Linked DNA regions of Homo sapiens: region 2 is linked to region 1. A link is a loop called in an ENCODE intact Hi-C map of the cell type or tissue named here. Cell type or tissue: MCF 10A. All regions are shown on one strand. Each heading gives the region's core, and the rest is flanking DNA. Links, peaks and the distances in the headings are about the cores only.

Region 1 (8,120 bases), core at 2,054-6,053:
TTAATAGATTGCCCTGGGAAGAGGATGACTTTGAGCAAGATGGATCTCTTGAGACAAGACTTGAAGGTTCTGACACCTGAAGGCTATGACCTCAGCACCTCCAGAAGCTAAGGCAATATGTTTTTCCCAAGAAGGACATCTTGGGGATTCATCACTATTTCTTCTGAAGTCCACCCCTTGTGCCGCTCACATTCACCTTTTTATATTCATTTGGGTATAACATCTCCTAGGTTCCTGAGAGGTAAATTAAAAGAGTAATGTTAGTGAGAAGAGCTACAATTCTTCCCATGCAGTTAGTCTTAGGACCACAGATGAAACTCATTATATCCATTCTCCATGACTTAACCTATATCACCTTTACCTGTAGCTGGCACCTATGCTGAACTTGGAGGCTTACCTATGGCAAAGCCCAGACCCTGCTTTGGAGGAATATGAGCCCCATAGTTTCTTACTATGCTCTTCTCAGGCCAGAATTTTGGTACTTGTGCATTTGTCAACACCACTGGGCTAGTGGATCATGTGGGCACCAAACATACTCCATTTTAGCTTTAGAAAATGAGTCTTCTTTTTCCCTATGATCCCTAGACAGTAGGAACCTAAAGTGCCCGGGCATAGCCATAGCTCCATATCTAACCCTTGCTTTGGTCCCTTGAGGGAATGTTCCCCTTTTGAAGATGAGGACTTGTAATATTGCACAGCATAGCATTGCATGTACAGGAAGCTCAAATTTTCTGAGTGGGTCATTGGGAATTATAGTAAGAGAGCCATACCTGCTTCCATCTCTTGGTTCCTGGCCCTGTGTGTTATTCCTACTGAGGACATGGTATAATATAAAGGTCTTCATTCAAGATGTGTACACAGAAATCTCTAAAAATATATTCAAAGACCTCTAGTATGTCTTCATCTCACACAGGGTATAATCCAGCAACCTCACCATGACCTAAGCCTAGCTCCCTGTTATCTCTCTGACCTCATCTGCTACCACTTTCTTCTTTTAGAGATTCCTGTTCCCACTACCTTGGTTTCTTGATGTTCCTGAAATGTTCTAGACGTACTCCATCTCAAAGACTTAGTATTTTCTGTCTGATATGCCATTCTTGAGATACCTTCTGCTTCATCCTTTCATCTATATCAGGTACTTCTTCAAATGTCTTCTTCCCAGTAAGGCTTTCTCTATTTTTCCCTATTTTAAAAGTTTACACTCCCTGGACCCTGAGGACTTTATATTCTCTTGCTGCTTTTTTTTCCTACCTTTCTCCACAATACTAATCACCATATAACATCTTACGCATTTATTTATTTGTTATCTATCTCACCCTCCTGGTATGTGAGCTCCATAAAGGCAGGTGAGCCTTTGTGTATTTGTTTTGTTTTATTTTTGTCTGTTTTGTTTGTTACTATTTCTTCAGTGCTTAGAACAGTGCAGGTGATCAAAAAAATTTGTTTAATAAATAAACACAAATGGAAAGTTTTGTTGTCATTATCATTGTTCATTTATGAGTATTAGAGTAAGAAGATAACCAGGTCTGTGGAAACACAGACTAAAAATAATCAGCTGGATATGAAAATGAGGCACAAGATTTGAACAGATGTCAAGGAACCGTACTCTTTCAGCCCTTTTTTTTTCCTCAGGATTGTCTTTATTCAATTATTTATTAAAGGAACAAGATAAAAACCATGAAACTAGGAGCAATGTTCAATTTTCAGTAGCTTCTGCTTGAATTTGGCTTAGAATTACAGCCTGTTAGAGCCCAAAGGAACTTGTAGAAGGACAAAGTGATTTATGAAGAATAGCATCTAGTTTTCATTAGCAGTGCCTCCCCACGAAAACCAAGGACAGCTATTTAACTTGGATTTCAAAAACCTTAGTCTTTGAGTCACAGGCTGATGCTGAAAATTTTGAGAAGTTTTGAGTGTTCTAGATTCTACTCAAGCAAAGAAAGTTCAGCTGTTCCAGCTTGAGTGCTATTGTGGCTCATTTTATTCCTGCATTGCTACTAAATCAATACAATGCATATGTGCTAACATCCATTTTCTCAGAAATTAAAAAAAATATGTTATTGGCCTCTAAAATGTGCCAGGTATTGTGCAAAGTACTACAAACACATACAAAAAAAAGTGATAAAAATCTAAGTCCTTGAAGGACTCAAGCATTGGAGGTAGCAACCAATAATCAGTGGCCCCACAATGAGATTAGTGTTAATAAAAGTTGTAGGAGGATGGTATACATGGGACTGTAGGAAGAAAAGGGAAGTGAGTTAGAAAAGGCATTTCATAGATGATGAATTCAGAGCTGTACCCTGAAAGGTCATTATGACTTTCCATGGTTGGAATGAAAAGGGAGTGGGTTTTTTTTTTTTTTTTTTTTTTTTTGGCAGAGGGGATTATATATATTTAAAAGAAACTGACTAATGATGAAAACGTGACAGTGTATGCTATACTTCATGCAAGTGTATGCTATGTTGAGTAGCAAATTAATAACGATGCTAATAGTAGCAAACAATTTTATAGCACCTAGTAGACATTGGAAACTTTTGAAAGCACTTTATAGCTATATTATGTTTCGTCTTTCTTATAGTCCTATAACATAGATACCATTATTATATCAATTTTACAGATGAAGTAGGTTGATCCAGGTTCTTCAAGAAGCAAATGTTGAGAGGTTAGATATGCAAGCGATTTATCAGGGAAAATACCTGTGAGGGAGAATGAAGTGGGATCCAGCGGAGGCCAGGAGAGCAGGTCAGACCATAGTGCAGGTCTATCCTTTGTGAAGGAGTAAGAAAGGAAGAACTGTTGAGTGGAAGATTTTAAAACTGCAATACGGTCAGAGGAAGTTCCACAAGGTCAATGGGAAATCTTCATGCCAGAGACAGCTATGAGAGAAGTCCTGTGATTCCCTGCAGCCAGAGATCTGAGAGGCACATACTCATGGTCACCACATGAGTCGATTGAGGAACTGAGAGATAATTCCACTGAGCTCACAAAGATACTAAGTGGCAGTTCTCAGGCAGTTTGTTTCTAAAGCCATGTTTAAAGTATAGCACACCTTTGAGCCAGGATGAAGTCCTATTAGATTTCAATTTAAGAATACCTATTCTGGTAACCAAGTGATAGATGGAATAACACAATGAAAATAAATTGAAATTGGAAAGACCAGAGAGAAGGCTGATGCCGTCTTCCAGAAAATAAAATTAGAAAATCTAAATTAAAAAAGGCTGCAGCAGAGAGTGGGAGGATTTCAAAGCTATTTAATCAGTAGAATCAATAGGGCTTGGTTACTGACAGGCTGTGAAGGAGAGGAAAGAGTGAAAAACATCCTAGTTGTTTCTACCATTAAGAAATTGAGACTATTTGCAGAAAGTAAGAATATAATAGTGGCTTAGCAAGAAAAGTAGTGAATTCTGCTTTGGATGTGTTTTTACATATCCAAGACTTTGCTAGGCACGGTGAAACTTCTGAAAAAATACAAAGCTTAACTTTGTCCTTTGCTACATTTTTATTACTTATAACTACTTTGTATAATTTTTAAATTAACACTGGCGGTGGGCATGTTTATAAGAGTAACCATTTTGTTGGCACTGAGATTGATATTCAATAAGGTGGGGCAACTCTTCCAAGATCATATGGTTTATGAATGACAGGATCCATATCGCTTGAACCCGGGAGGGGAAGGTGGCAGTGAGCTGAGATCGCGCCACTGCACTCCAGCCTGGCAACAGAGCAAGACTCTGTCTAAAAAAAAGAAGAACAGACTAAAAGATTAAGTTTCATCATAGAAGGAGATTTGCAACTTATATCAAATCGCGTATTGGAGTTTACAAACTCTTTCACACACTTCCAAATAAATCTTAATGATTAGCCTGTGAGATAAGAAATGTAACCATTTTACAGAGATTGACACTAAACTTGATGATGTAAGTAACTTGCCCAAGTTCACACAGATTCTGGGTCAAGGAGCCAAGATGTGATGCCAAGTCTGCAGGCTCCATGTTCAGTAGGTGAATTGTGAAAAGTTCTTAATTTAGAAGCAGGAAAATCATAGTTGTGACAGAGGAAGACTTATCTGGTTTCCAAGAATAGAAAAGACTAGCAAGTGGGAAGGCCAAAGATGAAAGTGAGTAGGGTAAAGACTGGCATGTACTTATAATATGTACACAACTTTATAAATATAATGAAACTGCCAGCCTTACTGGAAAGAGCATAAAACCAAAGGACAGACATGTCCCAACCTGACATATTAAACTTGGCAGGTGATTCACATTGGCTTGGCAGGGTTGCAACTCACAAAGAAGGTGTGTGACTTTCACAAGTCTATTTTTCACTGACTTGATGAAGGCTGAAGTCTTACCTTCAGTCACAGACATAAAAGCTCAGCTTTCTGGATAGAACAGTAGGAGCAATAAAAACACAGTCTCAAGGCGATTATCAAAGGACCAATTCAATTTTTTCCAAGAAGATATTTATTTATGTTTGTGTATAATAAAAACAGATGGTAAATGAGAAAGGAAGAAGGAAAAACCAGTGAGAGAAGATACGACAGGGAGCAAACTCATGATGTTCAAAGCCGATTTCAGGAGAAAAAAAAAAATCTGTCTTACACAAGAGCTCACCATAATAGACGTGTTTGGAGACAAAGTCAAAATGTGCCAGAGTGACACGGAGATCATTAAACCGTCCTGTATCAGGGCTATAGAAGATTCCTGGTATTAAAGAAGTGTCCAATAAGAAAGGAGGTGCAGCGGTCTAGAGAAAAATGAAGGTGAAAGTTTAAAGCCAGGGAACAAAAAAAATTATAAAAGAAAGTGGCAATTGAGAATTACCTATGGCAGGTGTAATCAAGAGCATTTTTAAATAGCAGAACTACTTAATATTTGATATTCAATTATGAGTTATGCGTTATTTCCTTCTACCTCACATCTGCCACTGCATCCAAATCTCTTGTAAAATTCTCCTGTGTGAATGCCTTCTGTGAATCGTGTTTGGGGGGAAATCTAGGCAAAGGAGTAGTGGTCTGTGACTAAGGCCAACTGGAACAAAGAGGGGCATAGACCAGAGAGGAGAGACAGAAAGAAGAATAAGGAATCCACGGGAGAAGTGGCAATGAGCAGTGAGCAAACATGGCCTTCCAGCCACCATTTCATGAAAACTTCCTAGAAGCAGACTATAGTGTCTCACCATGTGACCTTGGACAAAATATTTAACCACATTTAGCGTCATTTATTTTCCTAATTTGTAAAATTAGCATAATAATACTTATTCAATAAAAGGTGATTATTATTACTATTGCTCTGTACACGTTGATCTCTGGGTTATGTATAGCCTTAGTACCTTTTGACTACACTTCCCTAACTATGTTAAACGCAAGTGTGTTCTCTTCAGTTCTGTTACATACAGGAGTTGATCCCATTACTCTTAAGAATCATCCTAGAATTACCCTCTTGTTCCTCACTCCACATGCTGTCACATCCAGTCCATCAGTGAATCCAAGTGAGTCTAGCTGAAAACTTTTTGCAAAATCAGTTCACTCCACTCTATCTCCACTCCAGACACTCTTGTCTCAACCACTGTCACCTGGGCAATGGCATTTTTCTCCATGCTGTCCTCCCATCTTTCTACTACACTCCCTTCTCCATATGGCAGTCCAGTGGTCTTTATAAAAGGTAAATCAGCCAGGCACTGTGGCTCACACCTGTAATCCCAGCACTTTGGGAGGCCAAGGTGGGCGGATCACGAGGTTGAGAGTTCAAGACCAGCCTGGCCAACATGGTGAAACCTCGTCTCTACTAAAATCACAAAAAGTGGCCAGACATGGTGGCATACGCCTGTAATCCCAGGTACTGGGGAAGTTGAGGCAGGAGAATTGCTTGAACCCGGGAGGCGGAGGTTGCAGTGAGCCTAGATTGTGCCACTGCACTCCAGCCTGGTCAACAGAGCAAGACTGCGTCTCAAAAAACAAACAAACAAAACATTTTAAAAAATAAAATTAAAAAGTAAATCACGCCATGCCATGCTTCCATCTAAGAACAGTCCATGGCTTTCTGTCATGACTGAAAAAAAACTTTAAATTTTTACTATGACCTATCAGGCTCTACTTAATGACTGTGGACCCGGCCGGGTGCTGTGGCTCATGCCTGTAATCCCAGCACTTTGGGAGGCCAAGGTGGGCAGATTACAAGGTCAGGAGATCGAGACCATCCTGGCTAACACGGTGAAACCCCATTTCTACTAAAAATACAAAAAATTAGCCAGGTATGGTGGCGGGTGCCTGTAGTCCCAGCTACTCGGGAGGCTGAGGCAGGAGAATGGCGTGAACCTGGGAGGTGGAGCTTGCCGTGAGCTGAGATCACGCCACTGCACTCCAGCCTGGGTGACAGAGCGAGACTCTGTCTCAAAAAAAAAAAAAAAGACTGTGGACCTAACCTTATCTCACTTCCTCTTCTCACTCTGTCCTGACCACACAGGCCTTTTTCTCCTCTCTTTTCCATGGCCTGTTTTGCTGCCTCTTTGTCCTCTTCTTCCTTTTTTTTTTTTTTTTTTTTTAATTCCTGGAATAAGCACAGCTTGATTCTTCTTGGAGTCTTTGCATATTCTGTTTCCTTTTGTGAGAAGCTCTACCCCGGTGCTGTCTCATGGCTGGCTGACTTGTGACATTCAGAGCTCAGTGTCTGAACTCAAAGCCCAACTCTTCATAGAGCCATTCTTTTTCTTTTATTGTGGAAGGAACACTTAACATGAGATCTACCCCTTAAAGTTTTTTAAGTGTTGAATGCATTATTATTGACAATAGGTACAATGTTATACAATAGATCTCTAGAGCTTAAATACCTTGATTGACTGAAACTTTATGCCCATTGATTAGTAATAATCCATTTTCCCTTCCTCCAGCCCCTGGCAACCCCGTTGCATTCTTTCATTCTATAATGACTATTTTAGGTACTTCATATAAGTGGAATTATGTAGTATTTGTCCTTTTGTGACTGGCTTATTTCACTTAGCATAATGTCCTCAAGATTCACCCATGTTATCACATATTACAGAATTCCATTCTTTTTCAAAGCTAAATAGTATTCCATTGTATTTTATTCCATTCCAGGTGATTTAACTAATATCTCACTGATGAGCACTTTTATTGTTTCCAGTCTGCTGAAATGCAATAGTGTATGTCTGTGTATAAACACACACACAATGTATGTACATACCACATTTTGTTTATCCATTCATCAATAGACATGTTGATTATTTCCACATCTTGGTTATTGTAATGGATATAGGAACACGAATACTTCTTTGATATCCTGATTTCAATTACTTTAGATAAATACCAAACAATTGGATTGTTAGATCATTTGGTAGTTCTATTTAAAATTTTTAAGAAACCTCCACATTGTTTCCCAGAGTGACTTTACCATTTTGCATTCCTACCAAAAATATGCAAGGGCTCCAATTTAGCCATATGCTTATCAACATTTTTTTTTAAGATAGCCATCTTGACAGGTATAAGGTGATACTTCGTTATGATTTTGATTTGCATTCCCTGATAATTTGTGATGTTGAGCATTTTTTCATATATCTATTGTACATTTATATGTACTCTTTGGAAAAATGTTTATTTACTCCTTTAGCTCAGTTTTGATTAGATTAACAGGTTTTTTGCTGTTATTTCTTGAGATTTATTTTACTGTTGAGTTGTAGGAATTCCAGATATATTTTGGAGCTTAACCCTTTGTCAGATATACGGTTTGCAAATATGTTCTGCCATTCTGTTATTAGTGGCCTTTTCACTGCATTGATTTTTTTCTTTGTTGTGCAGAATCTTCTTAGTTTGATGTAGTCCCATTTATTTATTTTCTTTTTATTGATTATGATTTTGGTGTAATTTCCATGAAATCATTGCCAAGACCAATGTCATGAGGCTTTTCCCCTGTGTTTTCTTGTAGGAGTTTTATGGTTTCAGGTCTTACCTTTAAGTCATTAGTCCAGTTTGAGTTTGCATACAGTGTAAGGCAAGAGTCCAGTCTCATTCTTTTGCATGTGTATGCTCAGTTCTCTCAACATCATTCATCGAGTAGACTATCCTTTCCTCATTGTGTATTCCTGGTATCCCTGTGGAAGATCAG
Region 2 (8,120 bases), core at 1,833-5,832, 580 kb after region 1:
TTCAAAGGACTCACACTCCAGATCCACACTTTTTCTGTAAGGGTGAAGATCTGAATGTCTCACCGGTGTTAAAATAGACAGACTTAAAATATTATCAATGCCTCTTTTACTGACCCACCGGGTGGGAACAAGTTCACAGACCAAAACTTGGACTTATTCCTCTATCCCCCTAAACTGAAAAGCATCAAGTAGATGACTATGACTCTCTACTAACAGAGGATTGAACATCTTCTGTGTCCAGTCCCTGGATCTATCCAACGCTCAAGCCAGTCCCTTTCTTCTATTCAGAAAACATATTTCCCTCTGCTCTAGGTAGCTGCTACAAACACATGGACCATGGATAAGACCACAAGTTTGGTAGTCAGAGATGGGTTTGCTTCCCAACTCAGCCCCTTATTGACTGTGTGATCATGGTTAGTTACTTCACCTTTTTGAAATTCAGTTCTTTTATCTGTAAAGTAGGGATAACAATCATACCTACCTCATAAGGTTGCTGAAAGGTTTACTTAAAGTAACATGTAAGAGCCTAATACCATGCCAGGCATGTAGGAAGGATTTAATAGATCAATTTTTTTATTTTTACTTTTCAGGGCTCTTCTCACTATGATATGTTGTCTCCACATAAATAACAATGATTTCTTATTCCACGTGCCCATTTGCAATATGACTTTGACAATCTCTCCCCCTATCAAGAAGCAGAATCTATTTCTCACCCACCTCCTCGCTTGAATATTCTGGACTGGCCCTGTGACTTGCTTTCATCAATAAAATGCAGCAGAACTGATGCTTTGTGACTTCAAGCCTAGAACTTAAAAGCCTTGGAGCACCTGTTTTACTCTCTTAGACAGCTGGCCTGGAAAAAAGCTGGGGCTAAGCCATTGAAGAGTGCAATATCACATGCAGAGAAAAGCCACTTAGAGAAAGACTGAGGCACTGCAGCCAGCAGCCACCAAGGCCCAGAGGTGTCCAGGAGCCATCTCAGATAGAAGAGTTGGATTATCATTGTCTGTCTAGTGTAGCCACATCTGAACATTTCCATACTAAAATATTACAGATATTACTTTCTCTTAAATTACTTTCCTTTTGTTATGTTAGGGAATTTTGTGGATTTGGTTTTGAAACTATATTATAGGTGGGTTGTATTACCTTTTCAGTAAAGTGAAGAAAGTGTTATGTAATATTTGTTATAAAAAGAGGGCATAAGATAGCAAATCACTGCCTTTAGACAGCTTAAACTGGCTCACCCAGACCCAGAAGCCCCCTGACTAATGTTTGATTACCCATTTATAATCTGAATAAAAACTACGTATAATTTCTCACAAACTCGCTGATTCATTTCTTCTCTCACAGATCTCTTTGTCCAGGCCAGAGTTTCTCAACATTCGCTAATCCAGGACTTTTTGAGTAACATAAAAACAATTTCTCTCTCCCTCTCTCTCTTTCTCTCTGTGTGTGTGTGTGTGTGTGTGTATGTGTGTCTTTCTCTCACATGCACACACACACAGCAGATTTGCTGAGACAGCCTCCTTCCTGTGTCTCCAGCGGAAGGCCCACCCCTTCCAATCACAGCACTAGATGATGAGAAGCTCCTCCAGGAACTGAACAGTCAGGTGCATCCCCAGGCACCATCTCTTTTCCCAAAGCACCTAGAACAGAACCCAGTACTTAATAAATATTTAGTTTATTTATTCTGTGTTGACTTCATAAAGTAAAAGAAAACATTGCCTGAAATTAGTATCAACTCATTCAAAGTTCTGGCTCACTCCAATCTCCAGAGGAAATATTTACCTCCAGGCTTCCCTCCACACATATGTGGAAATCAAAAGCCTGAAGAATTCTCCTACAATACCAATATCTTCACATTAAATGCAATTTTGCACAAAACCAAGTTAATTGCCTAGAAATATTCAGAGGGGTTGTATTAATTATTTTGTATAATAGAGTTTTATAAAGTATCTTCATTTGTGGAGAGAACTAACATTTATTGTATCAGGTACTTTATAATAATATAAATTGTATACTTTACCTCAATGCTCACAACATAGCTAGTGCAATTCCCACTTCACAGATGAGGAAATCAATGGACAATGAGTATGAAGTATCTTGAAGGTCAAGGTCATACACTGCCAACTGGCAGAGCCCAAGTCTCTGAAGGCTAAGTCTCATGTGCTTTTTGCTCCATCTCAACTGTTAACAGCTATAGAAAGGTCACATGGCCTGGAGCAATTACTTAATCTCTTTGGTCTTCACTTTTCTATCTGTAAAATGGGGAAGATAATATCACCAACATAACAGAGCTTTGCAGATCACGAGTTGCTACAAGTAAACTGCTTAGGCCAGCATCTGGCATATAGTAAGAACAAAAACACAATTTGGTAATCATTATTTCTTGGCCTCTGGTGTTTTCCACAGAAGGAATTTCTGTGTGTTCAGAACGCTAAGGAGAGACCTCATGGGTTCATGGGAGATTGAGCTCTGATAAGGATGGGAAAACAGGAAGTAAACAGGCTGTACCAGGTGTCTCCTATTACAGCCTGTTTTGTATTTCCCATGAAAAGGGCTTTCAACACTTGGTATATCATCAATGCCTATTTCCATGATTCATTTATTTTTTCTGACTTCTCAATGTGTGTTCCCAGCACCTGGAGGCATAAAAACCCACATAGTGAAACCCCAACATTGAGACATCACAGAAACAATACTTTTCAATCAGGACTCACAACCTGGATTTTTTGGGAAATGCAGAATGGAAGCGATCTTAGTGATGGTATTGCAATACCACCCCCCTATTTTACTGAAGAGGAAACTGAGGCATGGAGAGGAAAAGCGGCTGTTTTCTCAAGCTCTTCCTCAATAGTTTGGTGAAGTGATCACCCTCCTTATTTTACATGTCTCACTGCTCCCCAGTGCACAGCCTATACTCCAGCCATTGCAAACTCTGCGAGCCCCCAGATAGACCATGTCCTCAACCCCAGGCCCATCTGCCTTGCACATGCGGTTCTTCAGCCCCCCAGAATCTCTGTCTGTATTGTTCACCTAGCTATTTGCAGCTTGTCCATCCAGCTCAGCTCAAACCCCCATGACACTCAACTAACTGGCTTCTGTCAACAGACTCTTCCTCCTGCCAGGACTGCCTTCCGACTTTCCTAGTTTCATTTGCTTAATATAGTTCAGATCACAACACTGTCCTGCTTAAAAGTCTGTGGCATATAGTAAGAACAAAATTGGCCGGGCGCGGTGGCTCACACCTGTAATCCCAGCACTTCGGAAGGCCGAGGCAGGCGGATTAGGAGGACAGGAGAGCGAGACCATCCTGGCTAACACGGTGAAACCCTGTCTCTACTAAAAATACAAAATAAATAGCCGGGCGTGGTGGCGGGTGCCTGTAGTCCCAGCTACTCGGGAGGCTAAGGCAGGAGAATGGCGTTGAACCCGGGAGGCGGAGCTTGCAGTGAGCCGAGATCGGGCCACTGCACTCCAGCCTGGGCGACAGAGCGAGACTCTGTCTCAAAAAAAAAAAAAAAAAAAAAAAAAAGAACAAAATGGCTTCTAGACACGATTAAGGTCTAATCCAAACAAGATCCCCCAGGGGCATGCCCTGCCAACCTCTCTGACCTTACGTCTACCATCTCCCTGACACTGTGCTTCTTCCATAAGATCTTTTCTTCTGCTCCCCAAACACCGAGAGTCTTGCGAGGGGCCTCAGGGCTTGTGCACCTGCTTTCTCTTCTCCCTGAAACCCTTGACCTCAGACTCACCTCACAGAGGTAACCCCTTGTCATTCTGATCTCAAGCCAAATCCCTGTCTCAGATTCCTCCCATCACCACATGGTTATCCTAACTTCCCATCCCCCTGGGTATTTTTCTGTAAAACATTTGCAACTCTGTAAATTTATTGTGTGTGTGCATTTACTGCCTGTCTCTCCCACTAGATTTTCTACTCTGTAAGAGAAGGAATATGGTCTTGTTTGCTGATCATCTTCGGAGCCTAGCACAGTGTCTGGTACAGAGTTGGTGCTCAAAAAGTCTGACCAGATGGATGGATGAATTCATACCTAACCCTGCCAGACTACCCCTAAAGGCTGGTGTTTTCAAAAAAATACAAATGACAGCTAATAAATTATCTGTTATCTACTGTCAATCAGCTGGGGTTTCCCAGAATAGTCTCAAAATATTGGTCTCATCATTGAAATGTTATGCATTGTTTTTCTTGAAACAATTCATTGTTCTCTCCACTCATCCTTATCTGAGAATTCTATTTTGATCTTCTCACCACATTTGGGTTTAAATTCAAAAAAATGGACAGATGAAGCATCTTCCTTTTGGTAAAAGATGCTAGAGATTCAGCATCAATGTGCCTACTGCATTGACACAGAAGAGCCCCTGACCCAGGGATGCCCTGGGTGGGAGGGAAACAGACCCCCAGGGAAGGGAGTCAAGGATCACAGGTTCTTTTTCCCTCCGAGGTGTGACTAATAATTATTCAATGTCTCATTCTCTTTATATTCTAAAATACATTGGATGTTCTCTGAGGCCTCTTCCCAGGCTAAAGTTAATTAACATTCATTCACTCAACAAAGACAGACACATATATATATGCCATGTGTTTGTGCCAAGCACTGTCAAGATGCAGTAAATACAGCTGTGGAAGAACAGCCAAGAATATATCTACCTTCAAGGAGTTTATGGGATTCTCTGGAGCAAAATCTGCTATTGAATTCTCAAAAGGTTTTATCTTACTTATGGAATATTTTAATTCCAAGAGAGTGAGTTTCTTACACACTGCCACCCTGGAATGAGACATTTAATCTTTGCCTTCCAGCCTCATCCTCTGCTTCCTACCATGAGTGACAGAAACCCCACCCCCTGCCTCTTCTCTTATCTCTGCTGGGTGTTTTGTCCAGCCAGTGTTTAGGCTTTCCCACTGTATTAGTAGGGGTTCTCTAAAGGGACAGAACTAATAGGATAGACGTATATATGAAGGGGAGTTTATTAGAAGACTTGACTCACACAATCACAGGTGAAGTCCCACAATAGGCCATCTGCAAGCTGAGGAGCAAGGAAGCCAGTCTAAGTCCCAAAATCTCAAAAGTAGGGAAGCTGACAGTGCAACCTCCAGTCTGTGACCAAAGGCCTGAAAGTCCCCGGCAAGCCACTGGTGTAAGTCTAAAAATCCAAAAGCTGAAGAACTTGGAGTCTGATGTTTGAGGGCAGGAAGTATCCAGCAAGGGAGAAAGATGTAGGCTGGAGGACTCAGCAGTCTAGTCCTTCCACATTCTTCTGCCTGCTTTATTCTAGCCACACTGCCAGCTGATCAGATGGGGCCCACCTAGATTGAGGGTGGGTCTGCCTGTCCTAGTCTACTGACTCAAATGTTAATCTCCCTTGGCAACACCCTCACAGACACACCCAGGAATAATATTTTGCATCCTGCAATCCAATCAAGTTGACACTCAATATTAACCATCACACCCACCAAACACCACAGATCAGATGGGGAGGGGGACTTAGCTGCACAAGTGAAGCTGCAGTGTATGCAAAGAGAGAACATGGGTTAGGATTCAGGAGCTGGGCATTAATCCCCACTCTGCCACTCACTTGGAGTCTCTTGAGAATGTCTCTTATCCTCTCTGGCTCTCAGTTTCCTTACCTACAAATAGGGTGTGGTGGCCATGAGAATGCACCTCTGAGAACTCCCACTACATGAAGCAGAATTGACCAAGAATCCCAGCCTTACTGTATGAGATCAGTTACCACATAGGCACCACCAGCAGCTCCCAGCTAAAGTCCGTGTGTGGCAGGGACACTTCTGAAAGAGGTAGGTGCATTTCTAGGAAACAGAGAACTCCTCTGATCAGCAGCTCTGACCCAACTCTCCACCAGCTTTGCTAAAACTTTCTTCACACTGCATGGCAATCTAGTACTTTCCCCACTCGAACTTCTTGCCTCTCTGCTCCCCATGAATAAGACCTATATCATGGCTCTTATTCCAGTCTCCATGTTTCTTCACTGTTTCCCCTCGAGAGTGGTTTTTCTAATCAATCCCTTGCATACTTAATACCATCCTAACTCCTGCTTCTTGAACCAACACACTGGGAAAACAACAACATATTTTATCTCACATGTTATGAAGATGGTGTCAGTGAAAATGTCTTATAAAGTATATAAGGCTTTACAAAATACAAAACATCCTGTGAAAGAGACAGTATCATTCATTCATTTATTCCACAGTTTGGTACTGATCAGCCCACCATGAGCTGGGCCCTGGGCAAAGGATCTTGAAGTAAGGAATGATGTCCTTTCTTGACCAGATCAAAGGCTAGAGGAGACCCCCAGATTCAGCACGGCCTTGTTTTAGAAACTAATATCTTAGGCCAGGTACAATAGTTCATGCCTGTAATCCCAGCACTTTGGGAGGCCAGGGCTGGGGGATTGCTTGAGCCCAGGAATTTGAGACCTGGACAACATAGTGGAAGCTTGTCTCTAAAAAAAAAAAAAAAATTCAAAAAATTAGCCAGGTGTGGTGGCACATGCCTGTGGTCCAGCTTCTCAGGAGGCTGAGGTCGGAGGCAGGATCACTTGAGCCCAGGAGGCAGAGACTGCAGTGAACCATGATCACACCACTGCACTCCAGCCTGGGTGACAGAGCAAGAACCTGCCTCAAAAAAAAAAAAAAAATTAAAACAAAAATAAAGAAAAGAGAAGGACAGGAAAATTCTTGGTTTATAATTTCAATTTTTATCTTAGATTCAGGGGTACATGTGCACATTTATTACATGGGTATATTGTGTGATGCTGAGATTCGGGGTATGATTGATCCCGTCACCCAGGTGGTAAGCATAGTACCCAATAGTTAGTCCTCCAAACCTTTCTCCTTCCTGCCCTCCCTTCTACCTCTAGTAGTCTTCAGTGTCTATTGTTGCCATCTTTATGTGCATAAGTACTCAATGTTTAGTTCCCACTTATAAGTGGGAATATGTGGTATTTGGTTTCCTGTTTCTGCATTAATTCACTTAGGATAATGGCCTCCAGCTGCATCCATGTTGCTGAAAAGGACATGATTTCATTCCTTTGGATGGCCGCATAGTATTCCATGGTTTATATGTACCACATTTTCCTTATCTAATCCACCACTGATGGGCATGAAGGTTGATTCCATGTCTTTGCTATTATGAATACTGCTGGGATGAACATATGAGTGCATGTATCTTTTTGGAAAAATGATTTATCTTCTTTTAGATATATACCCAGCGATGGGGTTGCTGGGTCAAAAATAATATCTTAGATAATAATTTTTGGTAGGGAAATGGGGAAAATAAAACAGTAAGAGAAAAGATGAAGGAAAGAGGGAAGAAAGAAGCAGCCATTACACCAAGGAACTGTGAGTGTTAGTGGCTACCTAAGTGAGAGTTTTTTAAATTGCACTCAAATGCAATTTGATGCTCTACTCCTGCCAGAGTCTTGCAGCACCAGCGTGACTTGTTGGGATGCAATGGTTGTAACACTTCTGCGGGGAAACTTCCACTGTTGTTACCATTTCATGGTCCAGAATATTCAGCTAGACAAAAGACCTCCAGGAGAATATGTTCTGTGTTGTAATTTTCCAAAGGCGATATGATTATAAAACCCAAGCAGATGGAAAGACGATTGCAGTGGACGGGGAAAGCTGTTAGCAGTTTCCATTTGTAGACAAAACCATTATTTTTGGACAGATCGCTGCCAGAATTTGATGAATCTTGTACTCTTTGCACCCTCTGCTTTGCAGAAAGCCCTGTAGCTCTGTCAGACTTTGCAAACAGTTGTGGGATGCTATTTTTTGTACATTTGCTTATGTCAAAGGCATTGACTCATAGAGTTTCACATTTAGCTTGCTGTTAATCTCCAATCTGCCATTAATGTATAGTTCCCAACTCTGAAAATTGGACTTCAAAATAAATGGCGACCTGATCATACTTTATTTAAAATATTACTGCACCCCATCATTCTATGTCAAGGCTCAGCTTGTTTATGGGAGAGCTTGATTACATAATTACATATTAGAAATCATTTGTAAGGAAAATTGATTAGTGTATTTTACAGCAAGGATTTCACCAGAAATAACCCTGTCTCTCGCTGCAGGA

Evidence for each region. A loop is a pair of places that touch in the nucleus more often than their neighbours do. Peaks named below come from ENCODE experiments on the same cell type or tissue, not always from the same donor. Only the 100,000 strongest peaks of a DNase experiment are listed, where the experiment ranks them.
Region 2: a loop joins it to region 1, with 9 times the contacts of the local background. A loop is called at or near these places in 1 of 110 quality-filtered maps.

The regions. Positions count from the first base shown.
Region 1 is chr4:14,304,443-14,312,562 of GRCh38, reverse strand. No RefSeq gene overlaps it. Among named protein-coding and RNA genes, the nearest start is that of LINC01085, 200 kb to the right of the region's middle. In MCF 10A, for the core only: no CTCF peak of the experiment used is centred there; a DNase peak (open chromatin) is centred at 4,132.
Region 2 is chr4:13,728,430-13,736,549 of GRCh38, reverse strand. The region is part of intron 2 of LINC01182 (long intergenic non-protein coding RNA 1182); the gene reads right to left. Among named protein-coding and RNA genes, the nearest start is that of LINC01182, 77 kb to the right of the region's middle. In MCF 10A, for the core only: no CTCF peak of the experiment used is centred there; no DNase peak of the experiment used is centred there.